3 separate regions of the Homo sapiens genome follow, and regions 2 and 3 are each linked to region 1. Evidence: chromatin loops called from intact Hi-C (ENCODE). Cell type or tissue: Calu3. All regions are shown on one strand.

Region 1 (4,000 bases):
TACAACTCAATGTGTGGTCCATAGACAAACAGCATTGGTATCACCTGGAAGCCTTTTTTTGTTTTGTTTTGTTTTTAAATCAATACATTTTTATTCAAGGAATTTTATGTTGTAATCCCTTCTACTGTCCATCAAGGTCACTTTGGATCCTCTAAAGAGCTGGAGTCAAAATTTGTCTTCAAGAGATTTATTAATATCTTCAAGTTAGCCCTTTTTAATAGAACTGATGCTTAATCCAGTTGTCCTGTCAGCCCGTAATTCTTTTATTTTGGTTTCTTTCATCTCTTTTTAATATGAATATACTGATGAAGGCATCAGAATTCACCAAGAATCTTTGGGATCTAATTTCTTCAACCAATTTACTTTAGGGTCATTTTCACAGTAGGAGGATCTGCTTCATTCTCAATTTGACACCTTAGAAAAAGAAAAGCATTGCTTACTCTTAGAATATATCAAACTGAAGAGTATGAGAAACCTATACAAATGCTGTATCAATAGAAATACCAGGTTTAACAAGCACAAAGCCAAGAAAACCAATGAAACCAGATACTGGATTTCTATGGCACTGACCTTTGAACACCCTAGCAGGAGTAAACTGCTGAGTGCAGATACCACGCAGTGCATCCTGGAAGCTTTTAAGGAACAAAGACCCTAAGGCCTCACCCTAGACCTCCTGAATCAGAACTTGCATTTAATTTATATATATTTATATATATATATATATATTTTTTTTTTTTTTTTTTTTTTGGAGGCAGGGTCTCACTCTTTCACCCAGACTGGAGTGTAGAGGTGCAATCATGGCTCACTGCAGCCTCGACCTCCTGGGCTCAAGGGATCCTCCTGCCTCAGCCTCCTGAGTAGCAGGAACTACAGGTGCATGCATTACCATGCCCAGCTAAATTTTAAGTTTTTGTAGAGACAGGGTTCCACCATGCTGCCTAAGTTGGGTCTCAAACTCCTGGGCTCAAGCAATTCTCCCAGTGTGGCCTCTCAAAGTGCTGGGACTGCAGGCGTGAGCCACTATGCCCGGCCAGAACCTGTATTTTAAAAAAATTCCCAAATATTTCTATGCACATTAAAGTTTGAGAAGCAGTACGTGACATGATCTTTGCAGTCTTCTAATCCTGAGAAACTAGGGTGCCATGACCTTTTGTTTCTGTATTTTGTTACTGAATGATTATTAAATACAAACTGTGTTACTGGAGAAATATTTCCTATGGCTATGGCTCAACTTTCAAATATAGTTATCCAGTAAGGTTGTTCAGGGAAGGAGGAGAACCCTGCTCACTGTAAGGAGTGCTAAGCTTGCTCTGACTGGCCATTTAAAGACCCAGAATTCTTCAGCCAGGTGTGGTGGCTCACGCCTGTAATCCCAGCAATTTGGGAGACTGAGGTGGGAGGATGCTTGAGCCCAGGAGTTTGAGACCAGCCTGGGCAACATGGCAAGACCCCCATCTCTAAAATGAAATAAACAAATACATTTTAAAGACCCAGAATTCTACTCTAAGAACGGGGCCAACCACAACCACCTACAACAGTGGTTCTCAGACTTAAGCCTGCATCTGAATCGCCTGGAGGGCTTACTAAAATAGATTGCTGGGCCCCAACCACAGTTTCCAACTCAATAGATCTTGGATGGGGCCCCACAATTTGTATTTCTAACAACTTTCTAAGTAATGCTGGTGTGCTAGTCTGGGAATGACACTTTTGGAACCATTTGCCCAGGTTAAAAGGCTTCAGTCCATAGGAGAATTTCTTTAGATTAGCAACCTCCTTTAGGCCGGAAGTGGCCTGGTTGCAATTTAACTTGCTTGCTTGGAAATGTGCTGAGGTTTACAGCATGGTATGCAGTCTGGCTACATATTCACTTGGAGCCAGGTCAACCAGCCTGCCAGTGGCTGTGACCCATGGATGTAAAGTGCTTGATGTGTCAGCTTGGGATTTGCTGAATCTTGCTCAATGAACAGGATCTGTGTTGGCTTTATGGTTTTCCCAGATCAATTGTGGTATCAAGATGATGAGGCCACCCCTGCACAGGCTTTTATAGCTTTTATGTATAGAGTGTTTCCAAAGGGAGTTATTAAATTGAATTCACTTATAATCACAGGTGAACTTACCCTTTATTTCATATCACCCTGCTGAAAGCCAATCACAAGTGTCCCTGATCTTTTTTACTATGTGGTTTCAGAGTCCCTAGCCTTCCCTTTCTATAGTAGTCTGAATTCTAAGATAAAATTTGTCTTTTGATGGAAAGCTGCCTTTCTGCAACTCTCCTTTAAGAAAGAAGCCAATCTTTGGGAGCATTTCTCTGCCATGTGATTTTAAAGTTTTACAATTTCCTTGAGCATGTCTCCTTCCCCAATGTCTTCCTGAGGCGAGCCTTTCATCTGAGCTCTTTTCTGCCTTTCTGTACTAGAAGCCTGTGGTGAGGCCACTCTGCTTCTGTTGATTCTAAGCAAGCCCTTCAAGGTGAAACTAGGCAAATAACATGGCCAGTTGCTCTTTGAAAGGGCCAAGTTTATAAATGATTGCTGCATGCTGGCTTTAAACAAATTTGACCATGGAATAATTCTAAAAGCAGAGATTTTTTACGTTTGGAGCAGGGCAAGTACCTTGTTCTCATTAAAGGGTAGACAAGTTAACTTTTGCTGTGTAAGAAACTACCCCAAAATAAGTGACTTAAAACAATGTAGTTCAGAATTTCCTGGGTTGGCAATTTGGGCAGGGATCATTTAGTGGTTTACTTGGTCTTGGCTGGGTTTTCTCTGACAACTGTGGCCAGCTGTTGGATCAGCTGTGGGCTAGCTGGTCTAAGATGACTTGCCTCAGCTGAAATGGCACATCTCCATTCTGGGGTCTCTCATCCTCCAGTGGGCCAAACCTGGCTTCTTCACATGATAACTGTGCAGGGTTTCAAGGGAAAAAAAAGTGTGTAGGGCATGTTGAGGCCTATGTTCCAAATTGGCACACTGTCACTTCTGCCATGTTCTATTGGCCAGAGCAAGGTACAAATCCAGCCCAGATTCAAGGGGAGTAAAAATAATTTCCACTTCTTGGTGGGAGAAGCTGAAAAGTCACATTGCAAAGGGACTGGATAGAGTAAGAAAAGACAGATTGTTGCCATTTTGCAATAGACTGCAAAGAGCTAACTCAGGGCCCTTGAACATGCCAGTCTCTCTTCCTAGAACTTGTTTTTCTCCACTTTTCCTATGGCTGGTACTTCTCATCTTTCAGATCTCAGCTTACATATCATGTTTTCTGAGAGGACTTCCTACCAGCATGTCCTGCTATTCTCGATCTAAATCCCTGTTTTTCTTCTTTCATATGCTTCTCTCATTTTGTAATTGTTTCATTTATGAGATTATTGGTTTCTCTTGATTACATTCCTAGAACAAAAATTCCATAAAGTCATGGAATAGTTTTGTTTTGTTTTGTTTTGTTTTGAAGAGACAGTGTCAGAACTTCTGGACTCAGGTAGTCTTCCTGTCTCAGCCTCCCAAAGTGCTGGGATTACATGCATGAGCCTCTGTGCCCAACCAGTTTGTCATTTTTATTTAATTATTATATCAATAGTACTTAGCATAATGCCTGACACATAGTAGGCCCTCAATAAATATATATCCAAAGAGTGAATTGAATGAAAGATGGAGGTAACATAATCTATTTGATTAAGGAAAAGATTGAACATTTCAGAAGAGGATAGAAGAGTTGGCCTGGCAGTGTGATATAGAAAATAATCCAAGGAGATCAATAAAAAGGTTTGGGGAGCTCTCACTACCTGCACGATATCTTTAAAAGGCCACTGGTAAAATATTCCCTCTCCCAGATGGCCTGAATACATGGGATTAAAGCACATTGAGGCTTAGCAAGGACCTTGAAGCCCAAGATAACTTATTTCCAACCAAGAATTAAGGTACATAGTTTTCCAAGGGATCATTTCTTCTGGTTCATGATTATGTTAAAATAAGAGTACCAGATATGTAATAGAAATAGCAAGTTT
Region 2 (4,000 bases), 65 kb after region 1:
GAACCCTATTGTAAACTGCACATGCAAGGGATCTAGGTTGCACACTCCTTATGAGAATCTAATGTCTTATGATCCTGAGGTGGATCCAATTTTATCCCGAAACCATCCCTCCACCCCCGGTCTGTGGAAAATTTGTCTTCCACAAAACTGATCCCTGGTACCAACAAGGTTGGGGACTGCTGCTTTAACTCATCTGGGGTCTACTCTGTCAATGGCTACTAATTGAAAGAAAAAATTTTGAGACAGGGTCTCACTCTGTCACCCAGGCTGGAGTGCAGTGGCATGATCATGGTTCACTGCAGTCTTGAACTCCTGGGCTCAAGCAGTCCTCATGCCTCAGCCCCCTGAGTAGCTAGGACTAGAGGCACTACCACCATGCCCAACTGATTTTTTACTTTTTTTGTTGAAATGGGATGTCCCTATGTTGCCCAGGCTTGTCTGGAACTTCTGGCCTCAAGCAATCCTCTCACCTTAGTCTCACAAAGTTCTGGGATTACAAGTGTGAGCCACCATACCTGGCCTTGAAATTTTCACGTTCTATAAATTCTTGGTGTGACTTCCTCTCTCCACACTCATGTTTTCATGCTTGTTTATATGGGTACAGGAGAGAGATTAAATTATAGCAGAAATTTTAGGGCAAGGCTATTTGGGTTTATAGATCTTTTATGGAGAAAAACATATTTTTCTTAATACTTCATGAAAACGTGCTATACACACAAAGATTAATTTGCTCAAATTTCATTTTCTTTAAAAGTAACCTCAAATTATAATTTTATGTGTTCACAAGGAAAGTCTAGAGACTACAAAAAGTGGTATGCTTTTTGTTTAACAAGTGACTCTCCAAAAGAAGAGAAAAAACCTGATATGTGGCATTTGTCAATTTCTAAGGTGTAAATAATTCCACCATCACCAATTTCAAGTGTTGTCACACTGAATGCAGATTTTGGAAGAGATGTGCACTTACCACCTCATATGAGCCAGCTCTTACACAACACTGAATAAATTAAAAAATTACTGGCAATCAAACTGCATAGAATTATGACCACTGCTAACATTTTAATGTTCTTCTAACTAATCTTTCTATGAAAAATATCCATATTTGTTCTAGTGAGGAGTCTTTATATTGAATTTTAGTAAGTACAGTAAGTCCTCACTTAATGTCTTCAATAAGTTCCAGTGAACTGCAACTTTTGAAGCAAAATGACTTATGACAAAACCAAATTTACCATTGGCTGATTGATATAAGCAAGAGTTAGGTCTCCATGGCGTATATTTCTGGTCATGAAAACATCACCAAACTTCTAAATAAAGACTGAAAACACTTTTACTATTAAACACTGAAATAAAGGTGAGCTATCTATACCTTTAAGAAAGGTTAACAAAAACAAGATACAATAATTACCCAGCTCTTGGTGAATCAGTGAGTCGTGGTGGTCATTGTGGTGGTGGGTTTATTTGTTTTTATTATTGTTACCTTTTTTTTTTTTTTTTTTTTGAGGCAGAGTCTCTCTCTGTCACCGACACTGAAGTGCAGTGGTGTGATCTCGGCTCACTGCAAACTCCGCCTCCCAGATTCAAGCAATTCTCCTGCCTCAGCCTCCCGAGTAGCTAGGATTACAGGCTCCTGCCATGATGCCTGGCTAATTTTTTTGTATTTTTAGTAGAGATGGCGTTTCACCATGTTGGTCAGGCTGGTCTTGAACTCCTGACCTCAAATGATCCGCCCGCCTTGGCCTCCCAAAGTGCTGGGATTACAGGCGTGAGCCACTGCGTCCGGCCTTATTATTATTACTTTTTAAGAGTTGGGGTCTTGCTGTGTCACCCGGGCTGGAGTGCTGTGATGTAAACATGGCTCACTGCAGCCTCAAACTCCTGGGCTCAAGTGATCCTCCCACCTCAGCCTCCAGAGTAGCTGGGACTACAGGTGTGTGCCACCATGCCTGGCTAATTCTTTTTAAAAAATTGTGGAGACAAGGTCTCACCACGTTGCCCAGGCTGGTCTTTAACTCTTGGCATCAAACAACCCTCCCACCTCAGCCTTCCAAAGTGCTAGTTTTACAGGCATGAGCCACCATTCCCAGCCGTGATGGTGGATTTAAATTAAGGAAGAAACATTTGCAAAGTGAAAATTCTAAGAAGTATCTCCTACCACCATGCAGTTCAAAAACAATCACAAATATGGCAAGCTCACTGAGCACTTTAGCACAACGTCATTTATTGTTGTGCATTTGTATGATTATCATAGACTTTCTGAATTTTTATTTTACAATATTTTGTATTCATTCATTGAGTCATTTTCTAACCTACTTACTCTGTTTCAAGCGGTCACAGGTGGCTGGATCTTATCCCAGCAGCTCAGGGTGCAAGGCTGGAACCAACCCTGGGCAGGACATTACATCACCAGGTGCACTCACACACACACCCACGCTGACTCACACTGGGACCATTTAGGCATGCCAGTTAACCCCATCTACACATCTTCTGGATGTGGGAGGAAGTGAGTACCTGGAGAAAACTCATGCAGACTCCACCCAGACAGTAGCCCCAGCCGGGAATTGATTTTTTTTTTTCCTCATCAATTTTATAAGGAAACAATGTTGTAGAAAATGACCTTATTTGAGGACCTGCAGTAAATCTATGCTTTCTCATTCAGATATCTGACTCTAGTCCATGTTACTAGACTCAAATATTATGCATACAATTGGGAAAGACATAAAAATTCAGTGAATTTATTTTAAAGATTCTAGTTTTCGTTGAATCTAATGTTCTGAAAAGCACTGTACAGTGTAGCATTTAACAAGTTGTATGGTTAATGCAGATGTATCATCTGTATGACTTCAGTAGCAGCATATATAGGAGTGGTGAAAAGACCTTGTAGGATCCTTGTAGGAACAGTTGCAGTTCTGTTCATTTGGCTTGATGCAGACCAGTTGTAGGACTGCCCATTGATGTAAACACAAGTGAGAGAGGCTTTCTATGTCCTGTTCATATTTCTATTCTTAGTGTGTGGAATTGGTACTAGGAATAAGCTGCCTCCTAGTGAAGGACCTCAGGTTTAAGTGAGGCATCTATTATTCTAAGTGAAGTAACTCAGGAATGGAAAACCAAACATTGTTCTCATGCATAAGTGGGAGCTAAGCTATGAGGATGCAAAAGCATAAGAATGACGCAATGGGCCAGGCGCAGTGGCTCATGCCTATAATCCCAACACTTTGGGAGGCTGAGGTAGGTGGGTCACCTGAGGTCCTGACCTCAAGTTCAAGACCAGCCTGGCCAACATGGCAAAACCCCGTCTCTGCTAAAAATACAAAAATTAGCCAGGCGTGGTGGTAGTCACCTATAATCCCAGCTACTTGGGAGGCTGAGGCACGAGAATCACTTGGACCTGGGGGGCAGAGGTTGCAGTGAGCCAAGATTGTGCCACTGTATTCCAGCCTGGGTGACAGAGTGAGACTCCGTCTCAAAAGAAAAAGACTGATACAATGGACTTAGGAGACTCAGGAGGAAAGGGTGGGAAGGGGGTGAGGGATAAAAGACTACAAATTGAGTGCAGTGTATACTGCTTAGGAGTTGGGTGCACCCAAATCTCACACATCACCACTAAAGAACTTATTCATGTAACCAAACACCACCCGTTCCCCAATAACCTATGGAAATAAAAAAATTAAAAATAAAGGGGACAAAAGACACTTACACATGTTTGTGTGTAGACACAATTTAAGAAGTTATGGGCCAGGCACGGTGGCTCATGCCTGTAATCCTAGCACTTTGGGAGGCTGAGGCAGGAGAATCGCTTGAACCTGGGAGGCAGAGGTTGCCATGAGCCGAGATCGCACCACTGCACCCCAGCCTGGGCGACAGGGTGAGGTTCCATCTCAAAAAAAAAAAAAAAAAAAGAAGTTCTGCCCCAGGCCAGGCCCGGTGGCTTACGCCTGTAATCCCAGCACTTTGGGCAGCCAAGGCAGGAGGATAGCTTCAGCACAGCAGTTTGAGACCAGCC
Region 3 (4,000 bases), 99 kb after region 1:
GACAGCAAATGTGACTTGAATGCTCAGTGCTGTAAAACTATTATGTGAATCCATTTCAGTTTAGGTATGGAAGATGATGGTGCCTCAGTGCTGTTTGCATCATTAAAACTCAGGAGGGAAAATGTAAAGTGAGTGGAAAAGAGGAAGGTAAAATAATTAATTGGAGCTGTAAGACCAATGACACTCCCACCCGGTCAAACCCCATCTATAGTTAAAGAATTAAATGCTGTCTAGAGGACTCTGAATGAGTCACTTCTTGAGAATCTCTGAAAGGCTGTTAACCTTTTGCCCGTATGTAGGAAGCATAACCCCTAGAACATATTCTGACTGTAAGGACTAGAAAATAGAAATCAGGATTAGGCAGACATTCTTAGAGCTTATCCAGGAGAGTTTAGTTACTGAAACAACAAATATCCTCATTACCCAAACTCTCCTCTCTAGCCCAGCACAACTCCTTGTACTTTCTGACTTTTCTGTTGCTTCCCATCTCTGGAATGTGCCCTCCCAGCCTTTCACTTAATGAGTAAAAAGGCTTAGCCCAATGCTAAGGTAGACTGGAAAAAGGAGACTGTACTTAAGTAGGTACTTTTTCTAGTCTTGGTTCAAACACTTAAAACCTCTCTGACCTGAATTTACCTATCTGACAAACTTGGTTGTGAAACTAGGGATCTCTTATATCCCATCATCACCAAGAATTCTTAAATCCCTACATTTACCAACCTAAGAGATCTCCCTGCTTTGTGGCCCGTTGCCGTGCAGGATTTACTTACGTCTAGAAAAGAACATTAACTTGGCTCCTGAGTTTTCACATTAAAAAATTAATCCTATACTCTTTGCTTGTCTCAGGTATGAATCTGTTTTATACCAGCAGGGAATATTAGCCCTCTATACTTTTTTTTTCCTTTTTTTTTTTTTTTTAAAAAAGAGTCTCACTCTGTTGCCCAGACTGGAGTGCAGTGGTACAATCTCAGCTCACTGCAACTTCTGTCTCTCAGGTTCAAGTGATTCTCCTGCCTCAGCCTCCTGAGTAGCTGGGATTACAGGCATGCACCACCGTGCCTGGATAATTTTTGTATTTTCAATAGAGACAGGGTTTCACCGTGTTGCCCAGACTGGTCTCAAACTTCTGACCTCAAGTAATCCACCCGCCTTGGCCTCCCAAAGTGCTGGGATTATAGGTGTGAGCAACCACGCCAGCCCTCTGTACTTTTTCTATTCATATTTTAAGAAGACATGAGCTCATATTATACTCATGGTTAATATCCTGCTTTCTTAACATTATACTTATGTCATGGGCTTCTTAGAATAACCGTATATTCTGAAATGAGTACTGTAGACATGGTATATGAGTGGGGTCACTTTTGATTGAAGGTGTCAGAAAAACAATTCGAAGTGGCTTTTAAGTAAGGGAATTTATGGCATGTTACTGGGAAATTATTTGGTGACACTTAGTTTCACATATAGTATTTTCTTTCTTTTTCCCAGCCCTGCTTTCTCTGGTTCTCTGAGTCTTGGCTCTTTCCTCACACAGGAAGATGCCTTTTCCATGTGGCAATAGGAGACAGCTACCAGTCCTCTCACCCCCCTCCCCATCTACATTATAAGGAGAGACCTTCAAACTGGAAGGGAGATCTCATTTTCCCCACATGGCTTGGATGCCCTGTTGTCCCATGATGGGCAGGCAGCGCTCTGATTGTCTGCTGACTAACAAAATCAACAGCAGTCTACTATATTCTATTCCTACTCTGCTCAGCAATCTTCAGACTCTCCCTGAAATGCACATGGCAGTCCCACTGCTTTTCCTGGGACTTTTTGTTAAACAACTTCCTGGCTGGAATCACAAACACACTCATTCTCTTTCCAACTGAAAATAACCAAAAGACAATCAAGTTGATGTTTTCAGTGATATCTGTGGAGGAACTTCTTTCCAGAATTGTGGAATCAGTTATGTGAATAGACTTTAATAGGAATAAAAATCCAATTTTACTTTTTTTTCCACCTTTTCGGTAGTCACAAACACATTCACTCCCTTTCCCGCATTTTAAAGTGTTTCTTCAAATGGTTTTAAAGCCCTGTAAACATTGAGACCCACTTAAATGCCATTTGTGATCTGAATGTCAAGTCCCCATTTCCACCCAAGTGGTGCTGCCTGAACTCTCTAAGTGTGTAACTGATTGTCTACTGTAATCTCTCTTGAATTCAGACTCCACTATCGTAAGTCAATTTTTCACCTTTTATCTCTGGGGCCACATCTTGGACTCAGTAAATTCCACATTCTCGTGACTTTGGACTACATCCATAAGGATATTAACTGCTATTGCACCATTCTTCATGCTTTTCTACTGCCTTTTACTGATATTGATCACTCTTTTCTACAGTTTGATCTCTATTGTTTGTCAGTGCATCATTATCTGTCAAAATCCCATCTACGTCATACTATAAGCAAACCTTGAATGTAAAATAGAGACTTAAACAGAACATCAGTTAGGAAGCCATTCACTGCAAGGAACTCTAGCGACTTAAGTAGGAGTTTAATTATTTTAATTGTTTCACATAACAACTGTATCTTGGGCGGTCAAAATTTCTATTTAAGGCTTCTTCCCTATATGAATATGGAATTAATGATTAAAACTAAGTACAGAATCATTTAGGCATGTTTGACTTTGAAGTAACAAAAATTTTTACTGCATGTAACCCCAACTACAGGCTCTTAATCAAATAAGAGTTTGTTTAACTGTCATATCACAGAAAATGTGATGGTAGTAAATTCAGTCCTTGTGTAGTAGCTAGCTCCACATCATTAAGGATCAATGCTCTTGTGATCTTTCATTTTACCTTGCCATCCTGCACTTGCTAGCTTTCCAATTCAACTAATCTAAAATGACTTTTCTTCTCAACTTTTAGTCTTAAACCTCATGGTATTCCATATCCGGTGGTCCTGGGCTTTCAACTGCAAGTAACAAAACACAGCTACAATAGCTTAAATAAGTAGGGTGGTTATTGCAGTGGCTCAATGGCATCTTCAAGGAACAATGTTCTTAAATCTTTTTACTTTTCAATTCTGGTTGTATTTCATCTTCATATTTCTTGTCTCATGAGCCTAGGAAGGCTTCCTTACTCCAGTCATCTTCTTTATACTTGTCTCATGGTGCTTTATTTCCTTATTCCAGCTGTCATATATGTATTCAGCCAGTGAAAAGGGAAAAAGTGAATGTCAAATGGCAAAATGGGTCCTTCTAAACGTGTCTGTCTTTATCAGGCCAACAAACTCAGTAGACTTCTGCTGTTGGTTGACAGCTGTGTCATATGTCCTCCATATCCTAGAAAGGGGATTGGAAAGGGAAATGCTGTGCATGGGGGTTTGGGTCAGCAAACCTCTAGTACCTGCCAAACGGAATTAGATATCACAATAGATTTTCCAGAACTGTCAAGGTATTAAGCTATGCCTAGAGTCACCTTATTTTATAGATCTTAGATCTGTACTGTCAAATATGATAGCTACTAGCTACTTGCAACTATTTAAATTAAAAATTAAATAAAATTCAGGTTCCTACTCTCATTAGTCATATTCAAGCATTCAGTAACCACATATGGCTTGTGGCTACCATATTAACAGTGTGGATATAGTACTTTTCTGTCACTGTGAAGTGTTCTGTTGCACAGTGCTGTAGTAGATAAAATAGGGTCAGTGAAGGAACATAGTTAATTTACAGTTCTCAGAGCTTGCTAGCAGCAGAGCAGACACTAAGCACGTGGTCTTCTGATGTTTGATCAACATTCTTTTAAGTAGATAACATGGCTTCTTAAACATTTCTGTCCTCCTGCTTAATATTATTGCTTCTTTTTTTAAAAAAAAATTATACCTTTATAGTTTATTCTATCCTCTAGTGAATATGATTAGCTAAAAGTATATGAGCAATTTGTGGTGTTTTCACTCATTAAACTGCTTAACATTACAATATAATGAGGACCTGAGTGGTCACAAATAGGTCATTTGAGA

What was found. Peaks named below come from ENCODE experiments on the same cell type or tissue, not always from the same donor. Only the 100,000 strongest peaks of a DNase experiment are listed, where the experiment ranks them.
Region 2: a loop joins it to region 1, with 2.5 times the contacts of the local background. A loop is called at or near these places in 1 of 110 quality-filtered maps.
Region 3: it touches region 1 in a loop (4-fold over the local background); 1 of 110 quality-filtered maps calls a loop at or near these places.

The regions. Positions count from the first base shown.
Region 1 is chrX:133,149,377-133,153,376 of GRCh38, reverse strand. LOC124900495 (small nucleolar RNA SNORA8) reads right to left here and starts at 623; the gene lies at 485-623. In Calu3, no CTCF peak of the experiment used is centred here; a DNase peak (open chromatin) is centred at 1,856.
Region 2 is chrX:133,084,409-133,088,408 of GRCh38, reverse strand. All of the region lies in intron 4 of USP26 (ubiquitin specific peptidase 26), which reads left to right. Among named protein-coding and RNA genes, the nearest start is that of USP26, 11 kb to the left of the region's middle. In Calu3, no CTCF peak of the experiment used is centred here; a DNase peak (open chromatin) is centred at 2,408.
Region 3 is chrX:133,050,456-133,054,455 of GRCh38, reverse strand. The region is part of intron 5 of USP26 (ubiquitin specific peptidase 26); the gene reads left to right. Among named protein-coding and RNA genes, the nearest start is that of USP26, 45 kb to the left of the region's middle. In Calu3, no CTCF peak of the experiment used is centred here; no DNase peak of the experiment used is centred here.